Regions from separate parts of the Homo sapiens genome. Here regions 1 and 3 are each linked to region 2. A link is a contact called in ENCODE Hi-C or POLR2A ChIA-PET data. All regions are on one chromosome and are shown on one strand. The core of a region is the stretch at or near the end of the contact, and the rest is flanking DNA. Distances in the headings are between cores, read along the strand shown.

Region 1 (3,896 bases), core at 776-3,275, 130 kb before region 2:
TTGTGTGTAATATAGGCTGTGGTGTCTAATTTCTGTATTAAAGTATTACAGGTGGGTCGTATGACAAGGGCTCTTCTTTAGTTCCTAATGATTGTGAAATCAGAGCTTTTTAAAGTTGGACAGGACCAAGGAGATTGTCTATGGTGATAAACCTGAATCTCAGAGAGGAGATGACTCACTGCCTCCTGACTTCCTGTGAGCATTCTTTCCACTCTGGTACAAGTGTGTCTCCACAGTTCTGTGACTTGATTCTACTTATGGACACCATAGAAAGTGTTACTTTGGGGGTAGAAAGACCTTTGCTGTATTAATTCACCCATAATTAGTTCCTGAATAAATAAGAGTTGCTGGCAATTATAGTTTCTGATGGGTGTTTACTTTTATTGTCTTCTCTTTTGAAATAAAGTCTTTTTGTTGAATTTTAATTTTCTTTTTCAGTTCAAATCTGAACATCAATGATGTACTAGGGAACTACTCATTGACTCTTGTTGATGCATTGGATACACTTGCAGTAAGTGTTCACCTTTTTTTAAAAAAATGAATTAAGATGTTTTAGAGTTGATTATCCCTAGTTCCCTCCAGCAGTGGGAATTCCAGGGAGCCTGATAAGTCAAAATGTATCATTAGCTTTGATAACTGTTATTTATTTTAATGACCTTAATGGGGAGAACAAGAAAAGTGTTGAAGGTTAAATGAGGGGAAATGTGATTCCATTAAAAAAAGGAGAAGGAATGTACGATTGATTTTAGGGAACCTATTTTTTTTTAACCAGTTTCTATCTTATTCCCTAAAAGAACCCATAATGAAGCTCATTAATATTGATAATTATAGTCGTTGCTATTCCAGGAGTAAAAGAGAGAAGATCTAAGGGTTGGCAGGTACCCTGAAATGTCATCTAGCCACTGGCTCCCCCAGGAGCAAGTTGGAGCCCTAGCGCCCATCCTTATGTGGGGCTCCCTAGAAACCCTTCTCTTTTATTTGCCACTTCCTGTTTTGTGGACACTCCATGCCTGAGCTGCCAACGTGGGTGCTGGCATTACTGCCTCATCCTGTGGTTTTGCTCATTGACTCTGGAGAACTAGAGGCCTTTGAGCAGATATGCAGAAGCACCTTGAAGGCAGTGTGGCACTCAGTACATGGTGCCATGTCTGTGTGCTTCATCTGCTTCACCTTTTGCCATTAAAGCAGTTTCCAGGGGACTGTATTCCAGCATAGTGTTGTTTTAAAATCTTCTTAGTTAAGGTGATTTTTACAACCTCTTTGCTTTCCTTCATTGTCCAGCAAGTCTTTACCATGAGAAATATCTTATTGCAGTCTAGCCCAAATGTTGTACTTTTATTTATTCTTGTTTCTTTTAACATGCCATAGAAGAGTTTAAAGCTGTCTGTTAGGAGATAGAATTGGGGCCGGGCGCAGTGGCTCACGCCTGTAATCCCAGCACTTAGGGCGGTTGAGGTGGGAGGATCAGCTGAGGTCAGGAGTTTGAGACCAGCCTGACCAACATGGTGAAACCCCTTCTCTACTAAAAGTACAAAAATTAGCTGGGCATGGTGGCGGGCGCCTGTGGTCCCAGCTCTTCAAGAGGCTGAGGCAGGAGAAATGCTTGAACCCAGGAGTCAGAGGTTGCAGTCAGCTGAGATTGCGCCACTGCACTGTAGCCTGGGCAACAGAGTGAGACTCCATCTCTGGAGACACACACACACACACACACACAAGAATTGGGTAATGTGCTAGCCAAGTTTGCATTATGATTGTCTAGTATCTTGCTAGTAGTAGAATTACCAGAACTTGGAAAGAGCTTGAGAGATCATTCTACGTCCTCATTTTATAAATAAGTAGTAGAAATAGGACTAGGCCCTTGGTCTAATAGGAAATCTGGGGTACTGATTTAGTATAATTTAAATTACAAAGCAACTTAGTTTCCCAATATCTCCTTCTGAAGTTATTGCTGCTCTGTTTCAGTCATTTACCATCACTGATCAAAATGTGCCCAGACAAGTATGTTCGACCTTAGAGCTAATTTGTTGATGATACCAGAGGCTGACTCAGCCTACAAGTGTTGCTTAAAGGAAACGTCCTAAGACTCAATGTATAGCTCATGAAAGCCTACTCCTTGTCCCTGAGAGCTTTGTCATCGTCGTCGTCTTTTCTTTTCTTTTCTTTTCTTTTTTTTTTTTTTGAGAGAGTCTCGCTCTGCCGCCAGGCTGGAGTGCTGTGGCGTGATCTTGGCTCACTTCAACCTTCAGCTCCTGGGTTCGAGTGATTCGCCTGCCTCAGCCTCCCGAGTAGCTGGCTTTTTTTTTTTTTTTTTTCCCCATTTTGTTTTTTTATCCCTCCATCTTGCCTGCTATTCTGTTGTTCACCATACTCTCCCCCACACTTAATGGTGTCTGGTGCACAGTAGCAGTGCAAATGTTTGTTCAAAAAATGAATTCTGACTAATGAAGCATTTCCCAACACAGATTCCAAAGATACTTACTCCCTGAAAGAAGAGTTCTGTTTCTAAATGAACTTGAGAAATTCCGTATGTCTGGTCCCACTATTAGAGAGCCACAGTGCCCATCAGCATTTTAAAGACTCTGAGAAGTCCTACAGTCAAACAAACAAACCCATTTAGCTCCTCTGTCCCATTCAGCCATTTTCAAACATTAGTGTGATTTCAGAACATAGTCACTCAGGATTCTATAGCTATCTGACCATAATGATAAACTACAATAAGTAAGAGCTGTTGACTTCCTTCACCTTCCTCACTTGATTTGAGCTCCTGTCAGCACCTGCAGCTTCACCAGATATTGTTGCTGGTAAACATCTGTAAGGAAACAGACTCATCTCTGTGGTTTTCATTGTAGAATATCCGGCCTTTAGTGCTTCAGGCTTATTTTTCAGGTGTTACTTCTGTTGAAGTTTTCCTTTTCTTTTGCTAACATTTAAACAGGCTTTAACAGATGTGCTAGGGAAACACTGTGAAGATAGCAGTCCCCTGACCATTGGATGCAACTTGCAGCATTATTGCATCATCTTCTAAAAAGAAAGAACTGAAAGCTAGAAATGTCTGTACTTACTCTGTAGGTTACAGCAAAATAACGATGAGGTGGAAAAAATGTAGTTAGGCACAGCTTGGTTTTATACATTGTAGGGAGACATGAGACATCAATCAGTATGTGTAAGATGTACATTGGTTCAGTCCAGAAAAGTGAGACAACTTGAAGTGCTGGGGGTGGGGTGAGGGGGCACTTCCAAGTCACAGGCAGATAAAAGACAAATGGTTACATTTTTTTTGTCTTTTTTTTTTGAGACAGAGTCTTGCTGTGTTGCCCAGGCTGGAGTGCAGTGGTGAGATCTCGGCTCACTGCACCCTCCACCTTCCCAGGGGTTCAAGCAGTTCTTGTGCCTCAGCCTCCCGAGTAGCTGGGATTACAGGCATGCGCCACCACGCCTGGCTAATTTTTTGTATTTTTAGTAGAGACAAGGTTTTGCCATGTTGGCCAGGCTGGTTTTGAACTCTTGGCCTGAAGTGATCCGCTCGCTTTGGCCTCCCTAAGTATGGGCTTACAGACCTGAGCCACCGTGTCCAGCCGGTTGACTCTCTGATTAGCCTTTCACGGAATATACAGTTTACCTGTGACAAAGGTAGAGGAATAGTCACTTATGCCTTTGTCTGGCTTAGTGAATCTGCAGTTTTACATAAACAGTAGGGCAGAGGAAGCAATCAGATATGCATTTTTCTTAGGTGAGCAGAGGGATGACTGAGTTCTGTCCTTTGTTTGTACCTGTGAAGATAAACTGTCAATTTACATTGCCTGGGTGAAATTCAGCAGAATTGTTTTGAGGGGAAGATCTTGAGGCCCACAAGGAATTTCCTTGTAGGTAAATTGTAAGGGACGTATATAGCTTTT
Region 2 (4,010 bases), core at 516-3,015:
AAGCAACTTTAGCAAAGTCTCAGGATACAAAATCAATGTGCAAAAATCACAAGCTTTTCTATACACCAATAACAGACAAACAGAGAGCCAAATTATGAGTGAACTCCCATTCACAATTGCTTCAAAGAGAATACAATACCTAGGAATCCAACTTATAAGGGACATGAAGGATCTCTTCAAGGAGAACTACAAACCACTGCTCAATGAAATAAAAGAGGACACAAACAAATGGAAGAACATTCCATGCTCATGGATAGGAAGAATCAATATGGTGAAAATGGCCATACTGCCCAAGGTAATTTATAGATTCAATGCTAGCCCCATCAAGCTACCAATTACTTTCTTCACAGAATTGGAAAAAACTACTTTAAAGTTCATATGGAACTAAAAAAGAGCCCACATTGCCATGACAATCCTAAGCCAAAAGAACAAAGCTGGAGGCATCATGCTACCTGACTTCAAACTATACTACAAGGCTACAGTAACCAAAACAACATGGTACTGGTACCAAAACAGAGATATAGACCAACGGAACAGAACAGAGCCCTCAGAAATAATACCACACATCTACAACCATCTGATCTTTGACAAACCTGACAAAAACAAGAAATGGGGAAAGGATTCCCTATTTAATAAATGGTGCTGGGAAAACTGGCTAGCCATATGTAGAAAGCTGAAACTGGATCCCTTCCTTACACCTCATACAAAAATTAATTCAAGATGGATTAAAGACTTAAATGTTAGACCTATAACCATAAAAACCCTAGAAGAAAACCTAGGCAATACCATTCAGGACATAGGCATGGGCAAGGACTTCATGTCTAAAACACCAAAAGCAATGGCAACAAAAGCCAAAATTGACAAATGGGATCTAATTAAACTAAAGAGCTTCTGCACAGCAAAAGAAACTACCATCAGAGTGAACAGGCAACCTAGAGAATGGGAGAAAATGTTTGCAATCTACTCATCTGACAAAGGGCTAATATCCAGAATCTACAATGAACTCAAACAAATTTACAAGAAAAAAACAAACAACCCCATCAGCAAGTGGGCGAAGGATATGAACAGACACTTCTCAAAAGAAGTCATTTATGCAGCCAACAGACACATGAAAAAATGCTCATCATCACTGGCCATCAGAGAAATGCAAATCAAAACCACAATGAGATACCATCTCACACCAGTTAGAATGGGGATCATTAAAAAGTCAGTGTCGTCTCTTTAAAAGTTCTTCAGGCTCAGTGACAGCAGGGGCCTTTGTTTCACCCCACCCCTCCTTCCCTAGTATATAGCTCAATGACAATCAGGCTTCAAAGACCCCTTTCCCTGGGAGTCAGCTCATCTAATTATATGTGAGTTTCCTTCATTTAACCTCAGCCAATCAATTTCTAATTTGCAAAATGAGTAGATGGGACTAGTTCGTTTCCACATTCCTTTCCAATACCATCTTTCTAATAAATCCTGGCTGAACTGAGTTGACTTTGCCCCACTGGATTGCGAATTCCTCAATAACTTAGAGCATCTCTGTATAGTTATCCAACCCAATCGCCTAACAGGATCAGCTACACACAGTAAGTTTTCAACGAAGGTTTATTAACCTCAGCAGGAACAACAAACACTTCTGGGTAAAATTACATATAGGATCCATTATGAGAGAAGACTATGTGAATCAATGAGTAAGTCCAATTTACATCAGCGAGTCCCACGCCTAACCCACTTCTGTTTGTATAAACTTGCTGTGAGACTTCAACTGCTTTAAAACAATCTCCTTATGGCTCAGTGAATGAGTCAGGATTTCTGGGGACCTGATGCACAAAATCACGATCAAAGCTGGTTGGTGAGTCACATCCTTCATGAATGATCACTCCTGGGCAGGAACATATACAGTCTCCCCCCGATCCCCACCCACTGTTGCTCAGTATCTCCTCTACCTGGTCAGAGCCAAGGGTCACAGAGACATTGGCTGGAGACAAGAGTAGAGATCACAAGAGGACTGAACCAGAAGCCGGCTCCATGGGACATTCTTTCTATTGCTTCGTCTTGGGTAGGAAAGGTCAGTCACACTGGATATCCTGGTGCAGGTACTTTTTGTTCCCCTCCTGTATCAGTCCATTTTCACATTGCTGTAAAGAACTTCCTGAGACAAAACTTCCTGAGACTGGGTAATGTATAAAGGAGAGAGGTTTAATTGACTTACAGTTCCACATAGCTGGGGAGGCCTCAGGAAACTTACAATCATGGAGAAACTTGAAGGGGAAGCAGGCACCTTCTTTTTTTTTTTTTTGACGGAGTCTCGCTCTGTCGCCCAGGCTGGAGTGCGGTGGCGCGATCTCGGCTCACTCCAAGCTCCGCCTCCCGGGTTCCCGCCATTCTCCTGCCTCAACCTTCCGAGTAGCTGGGACTACAGGCGCACACCGCCACGCCCAGCTAATTTTTTGTATTTTTAGTAGAGATGGGATTTCACCGTGTTAGCCAGGGTGGTCTCGATCTCCTGACCTCGTGATCCGCCCACCCCGGCCTCCCTAAGTGCTGGGATCACAAGCGTGAGCCACCGCTCCCGGCCGCAGGCACCTTCTTTACAAGACGGCCGGACAGAGAGAGTGGGAAGGAGGAACTGCCAAACACTTATAAACCGTCAGATCTCCTGAGAATTCCCTCACCATCACGGGAACAGCATGGGGGAAGCTGCCCCAGTGATCCAATCGCCTCCCTCCAGGTCCCTCCCTCGACACGTGGGAATTACAGTTTGAGATGAGATTTGGGTGGAGACACAGAGCCAAACCATACCACCTCCACTATTTGTGAAGATTGGTTATGATGAGGCTTCTGCCATGGAAATGTTAACATTTGACTCCAGTGTTGCTGACGTTTTGAAATAAAGTTTTTGCAAGCGGTGCAACACATCATTTTCCTTATACACCTGCTGGCATCATTACATTCCCTGGTCAGGAACCAGGAGGTTCACATGACCTACAGTACTGGATCTTTAACCATCTAACTACCTAATTCCTTAGTCCTTTCTGTCCAGGACTCCCAGTTGCATATTCTCTGTGGAAATTACATTCTCATTCTCCCTTCTACCTGAATTCCTACCTGCCTGCCCCCTTCTTCTCCTCTTTACTTCCTTTCTTTCTTTATCTGCTATTGATAGTACTTGGAGCTGCTGATACAATTTAGACACTACCCAGGCTTTCAAGGAATTCCTGCTTTCTGCTGTTGCCATGAGCTGAAATTCTTTTTCATCTTTACTTATCCAAAGCTGCTGGGAGGTAGCTCAAAGTCTAACCCAACTAAGAACACAGTCATTTATTCACTTATTTGTTTACTAACTTAATATTTGTGGAGCACCCACTCTGTGTTAGCCTGTGCCAGATGTTTGCTGTTCAGGTAGGAAAAAAGGTTCCTGTTTGCAGGGAGCTTACATTACACAGAGAAAAAAGATAAAAATTAGATAAAATATCCAATATCAGCGGTGGTTCCAGAATCTCTACATCAAATGGGCTCAGGGGTGGAAATCTGGTAGGAAAGTTGGTTAGAAGAAATTGACTTTTAAAATCTGATTTTGCATGGTGAGAGTTAATGTTAAAAATTGATAAGATGTTGCCAGGGCCTGCAGGTGGAGAGGGAGGAATGAGAGTTATTGCTTTACAGGCACAGAGTTTCAGTTCTGCAAGATGAAGAGCTCTGGAGGTGAATAGTAGTGCTGGTTGCACAACAATATGAATATGCTTAATGCCACTGAACTGTACGCTTACAAATGGTTAAGGTGGCAAGTTTTATGTTATGTGAACTTTACCACAATTTAAAAAAAAACTAAGTTTGCTCAAGTTTACATAAGACTGAGAAAATATCAGCAGTCTGCATCCAAAACTGTTATTGTGGGAACTGACTCCTTAGTACTACTTATAAGAGGGTGATAAATACTGTGAGAAAATAAAGCAGGGAGGTCTGTTTCACTGTGGCTGGCTGGTTGGCAGTCATAGAAACCCCTGAGTTGATGATGTTAAGCT
Region 3 (4,148 bases), core at 402-2,901, 210 kb before region 2:
ACAGTTACAACTCTCTGCCAGATGCAGGCTAACTGACCTGTTCCACAAGCCTAACTATGGCTTTGATTAGACAAGAGACTGATTTCTGTAACTTTCTCCTGTTAAGAGACAACTAACCATGCATCCATGCATTGGTTCTGGCTGGCTTTTTCTTTTCTTTCTTTCTTTTTTTTTTTTTTGAGATGAAGTCTCGCTCTGTCACCCAGGCTGGCGTGCAGTGGCATGACCTCGGTCACTGCAACCTCTGCCTCCCGGAGTCAAGCGATTCTCCTGCCTCAGCCTCCAGCATAGCTGGGATTACAGGCGCGTGCCACCATGTCCCGCTAATTTTTGTATTTTTAGTAGAGACGGGGTTTCACCATGTTGGTCGGGCTGGTCTTGAACTCCCAACCTGAGGTGATCTGCCCGCCTTGACCTCCCAAAGTGCTGGGATTACAGGCATGAGCCACTGCACCCGGCCTGGGCTAATTTTTTGTATCTTTAGTAGAGACGGGGTTTCACCTTGTTGGCCAGGCTGGTCTCAAACTCCTGACCTCCTGATCCACCTGCCTCAGCCTCTCAAAGTGTTTGGATTACAGGCTGTGAGCCACCGCGCCCAGCCCAGTTCTGGCTGGTTTTACAGAGGCCAAGCACTTCAATACCTTTCCCGTCCCTGATTCACTTTCTGATGTGGAGGGCCTGATTATAATACTTTTACTTTATTTATTTTTTAATTGTTGTTTTTTGAGACGAGGGTCTCACTCTATCACCCAGGCTGAAGTGCAGTGGCATGATCTCAGCTCACTGCAACCTTCGCCTCCTGGGTTCACACAATTCTCCCACCTCGGCTTCCCAAGCAGCTGAGGCTACAGGTGCATGCCACCACGTTCGGCTAATTTTGTATTTTTAGTAGAGATGGGGCTTCACCATGTTGGTCAGGCTGGTCTCAAACTCCTGACCTCAGGTGATCTGCCCACCTTTGCCTCCCAAAGTGCTGGGATTACAGGCATGAGCCACCGCGCCCTGCCTGATTATAATACATTTAAATGTTAAGTCGCCACCCCAAATGAACATAGGTCATATGCAACATACAGATTTGTTCACTATGTGTGTAAGACCACCTTCATACATATTAATAGCTCCTTCCATAAGTTAAATATGTTTACTTGGCCAACTCCTCAATATAAATTCTTGTTGCACCCTTCCCTCTCTCAAAGTGCTTACTTTTGTTTTTTTTGGCCCGAGGCTGCACGTCCTGCCTACAGCTTATAATCCCCTTCTTAAGAAATAATGCTCTCCTTTCTAAATTTATAAACGGTGTCATTTTTAAGTTAACACTATCTTTTGCTACTACCAAAAATGTAGGACAGGAATTTTTATTCCACGCCAACTCTTCCAGAGTCTTGAAGTCTTCCTGCAGATTGTTAATGAACAATTATAGCAAAAAATGAATGAATGAATTAACGAATGTATAAGTGGATGAATGACGAATGAACCAACAATGAATGAATGTAGAGAAAGCCTCAAGGGGGCCCGAGGGTACGCTGTGCTGCGGAGCATGCCCACCAGGTGGCGATGCCAGCGGCGGGCGGGCCTGGCCGGATTGGCCGCGCCGCTCTTGCCGTGGGTGCCGACGGCGGCGCCGGGACGGGCGTGGGGGGTAGGGCGAGTCATATGATCCGCTCGGCTTCCTGGGTCTGGCTGCTGCCGCCCGCCGGTGTCCGCCCGTGTCGCGCCGGGGCACCAAGGAGCCGTTGGAGGGTCCGGGCGGAGGCCCGCTCGTGTGGAAGTCGTCGACGCCGCCGCTCGTCCGTCCTCCCGTCCGTTCTCGCTCCCGGCCGCCATCATGCTGGCGCTCATCTCCCGCCTGCTGGACTGGTTCCGTTCGCTCTTCTGGAAGGAAGAGATGGAGCTGACGCTCGTGGGGCTGCAGTACTCGGGCAAGACCACCTTCGTCAATGTCATCGCGGTGAGCGCCCGCCCACTCACTCGCCCGGGGCTCCGCAGCCAGGAGTCCGGCCCGGCGCTTCTCCAAGGCCTGAGTTGGGGCCCCCCTCGGCGCGATGGGACTGATGGCGGGGGGCGTGCGAAGCTGGGCCTGTCATCTCCCGAGGGCCAGCATTTGGAATTTCCCGCGTGTTGGCGGCGCGGGGAGTAGCACTGAGATCGGCAGCGGAAGGGTTAAGTCAGTGTAGACATTTTCCAAGGGCTGTGTCCTCAACGCCGCGGGGGCTCGGAAAGAGTTAAATTGAACTCGTCACATTTTTAAAGCGCTTGGGGATTGGGGTTTCCCTTGGGTTTGCCCAGTAGGGGCAGCCAAAGAGTTAAGTCCAGTCTGTCACTTTCCCAAAGGGTGGGATTTGGCAAATCCGTCAGCCGTACGAGAAAGCGTAAGCATTAAGAGCCTCTCTTAAGTTGCCACTTTGGACCAATAGACCCATTGTGAAAGCGGGAGACCAGTGTGAGCGCCTTCCTGAATTCTGTGGGCCGCTGGTCCCATCTAATTCAGTTACTTGTTTTCACCCGTCCCCCAGGCGCGGAGACCAAGCTCATTGCTGAGCTCCAGCTAGCCCACAATACATAGTATTTATTAAGCTAAGAGTTAATTGTCTTAAGCGACTAGATAAGATGGATCTGCAGTTAGCATAAAGTTAACTACCCTGCGAAAGAGGAGTTGGTCTTTAAATGGTGTTTTTCACTTGAAGAGAAAAGAAGGTACTGGGCAGGAACATAGCTTAGCAGGCCTAGGGAATGGGTGGAAGGAAAATTGCACTGAGGACTTACATAGAATGTGGTGTTTGTTCAGCAATGATTGAGTAGAAAGGTGATTGTTTCGTTTTGCTTGTTTGGTTGGTTGGGAAATAAATAGGAGTGAAAGATTTCGCCTCGATCTTTATTTAGAGCCCAAGAGTTGTTGTGACTCAGTTTTAGCTGGTAGTGGCTTGTACACGCCAGGGGAGTTTTAGAACTGTTCTGAAGAGAGATGGCAGCAGTTCTTCCACCTTTTCGATGACTGTTGAAATCCTGAAGATTAGCTGTCCGACTGGTTAGGTTACACAAGATGATTCAAACACAGCTTTCATGTTTGAGAAAATAGGTAACTTGTGATTCTTAGTCCTTGCACTAATAAAGCAACAGGAATGAGTAAGTCTTGGAGAAAAAGAGATTAGCAGAAACCCCAAAGTCCTTTGAAGAATGATGTATATAAGGAAGATTTACCTGCTTGTTGTTCGGCTCCTTTTCTAGTAGTATTATTATTAATTTTTTTTCTTGAGACGGAGTCTCGCTTTGTCCCCCAGGCTGGAGTGCAGTGGCGAGATCTCAGCTCACTGCAACCTCCACCTCCCAGGTTCAAGCGATTTTCCTGCCTCCACCTCCTGCGTAGCTGGGATTACAGACGTCCTCCACCACGCCCGGCTAATTACTTTTAGTAGAGATGGGTTTTGCTTTGTTGCTCAGGCTAGTCTCAAAACTCCTGACCTCATGTGATCCGCCCGACTCGGCCTCTTAAAATGCTGGGATTGCAGGTGTGAGCCACCGCGCCTGGCCTCCTATTGTAATATTATGATTTTTTGCGCTTGGAATGACTATCTTTCCGCAGGAATAGAAGAGTGGAATGTGTATCTAATACCACTAATTTTTTTTTTTTTTTTTTTTTTTTTTTTCTGGTAGAGACAAGATCTTCCTATGTTGCCAGGCCAGCCTTGAACTCCTGGGCTCAAGCGAGCCTCCTGCCTCGGCCTCCCAAAGTGCTGGCATTACAGGCATGAGCCACCGTTCCTGGCCTAATACCACTAAAATTAATGAGGAAACATGAACTTCGGGTTACATATTTATATTAGAATTTTTTTCTTTTCTTTTTTGGAGACAGGGTCTTGAGCTTTCACCCAGACTGGAGTGCAGTGGTGCAGTCGTAGCTCACTGCAGCCTCCAACTCCTGGGCTTATGTGATCTTCCCTGTCTCAGCCTCCCAAGTAGCTGGGACTACAGGCATGTGCTACCACCATGGCTCGCTATTTATTTTTAATTTTTATTTTTTATAAAGACGGGCTCTTGCTATGTTGCCAGGGCTGGTCTTGAGCTCCTGGCCTCAAGCAGTCTTCCTGCCTTGGCCTCCCAGCATACTGGGATTATAAGCCTGCTAGAGCTTTTATATAATATGGAAAAGA

Evidence for each region. Hi-C counts contacts between places; a loop is a spot of excess contacts on that map. ChIA-PET counts read pairs that join two places held with the same protein, here RNA polymerase II (POLR2A). Pooled maps may share reads with other maps.
Region 1: a pooled map shows a loop between it and region 2 (6-fold over the local background). The contact joins two enhancer-like sites. A Hi-C loop is called at or near these places in 7 of 50 pooled maps. POLR2A ChIA-PET finds 5 or more read pairs at or near these places in 3 of 52 experiments (OCI-LY7, activated CD4-positive, alpha-beta T cell and activated naive CD4-positive, alpha-beta T cell).
Region 3: a loop to region 2 is called in a pooled map, with 8 times the contacts of the local background. The contact joins the promoter of ARL8B here to the enhancer-like site in region 2. A Hi-C loop is called at or near these places in 6 of 50 pooled maps. POLR2A ChIA-PET finds 5 or more read pairs at or near these places in 3 of 52 experiments (H1, HEK293T and activated CD4-positive, alpha-beta T cell).

What each region holds. Positions count from the first base shown.
Region 1 is chr3:5,194,771-5,198,666 of GRCh38, forward strand. EDEM1 (ER degradation enhancing alpha-mannosidase like protein 1) reads left to right here. Exons shown (of 12, transcript NM_014674.3): 2 at 439-511. Among named protein-coding and RNA genes, the nearest start is that of EDEM1, 9.0 kb to the left of the region's middle. RefSeq lists enhancers at 250-319, 2,882-3,061. Within about 2 kb of position 2,026, at least 15 of the 41 ENCODE cell types and tissues checked have a DNase peak (open chromatin) inside an H3K27ac peak, as active enhancers do.
Region 2 is chr3:5,328,791-5,332,800 of GRCh38, forward strand. It overlaps the pseudogene LOC124906205. Among named protein-coding and RNA genes, the nearest start is that of MIR4790, 81 kb to the left of the region's middle. RefSeq lists an enhancer at 1,386-2,585. Within about 2 kb of position 1,766, at least 2 of the 41 ENCODE cell types and tissues checked have a DNase peak (open chromatin) inside an H3K27ac peak, as active enhancers do.
Region 3 is chr3:5,120,641-5,124,788 of GRCh38, forward strand. It overlaps ARL8B (ARF like GTPase 8B), which reads left to right and starts at 1,652. Exons shown (of 7, transcript NM_018184.3): 1 at 1,652-1,948. The coding sequence starts at 1,826. It overlaps LOC124906212 (a long non-coding RNA gene), which reads left to right and starts at 2,419. Exons shown (of 2, transcript XR_007095800.1): 1 at 2,419-3,076. RefSeq lists a silencer at 1,458-1,717.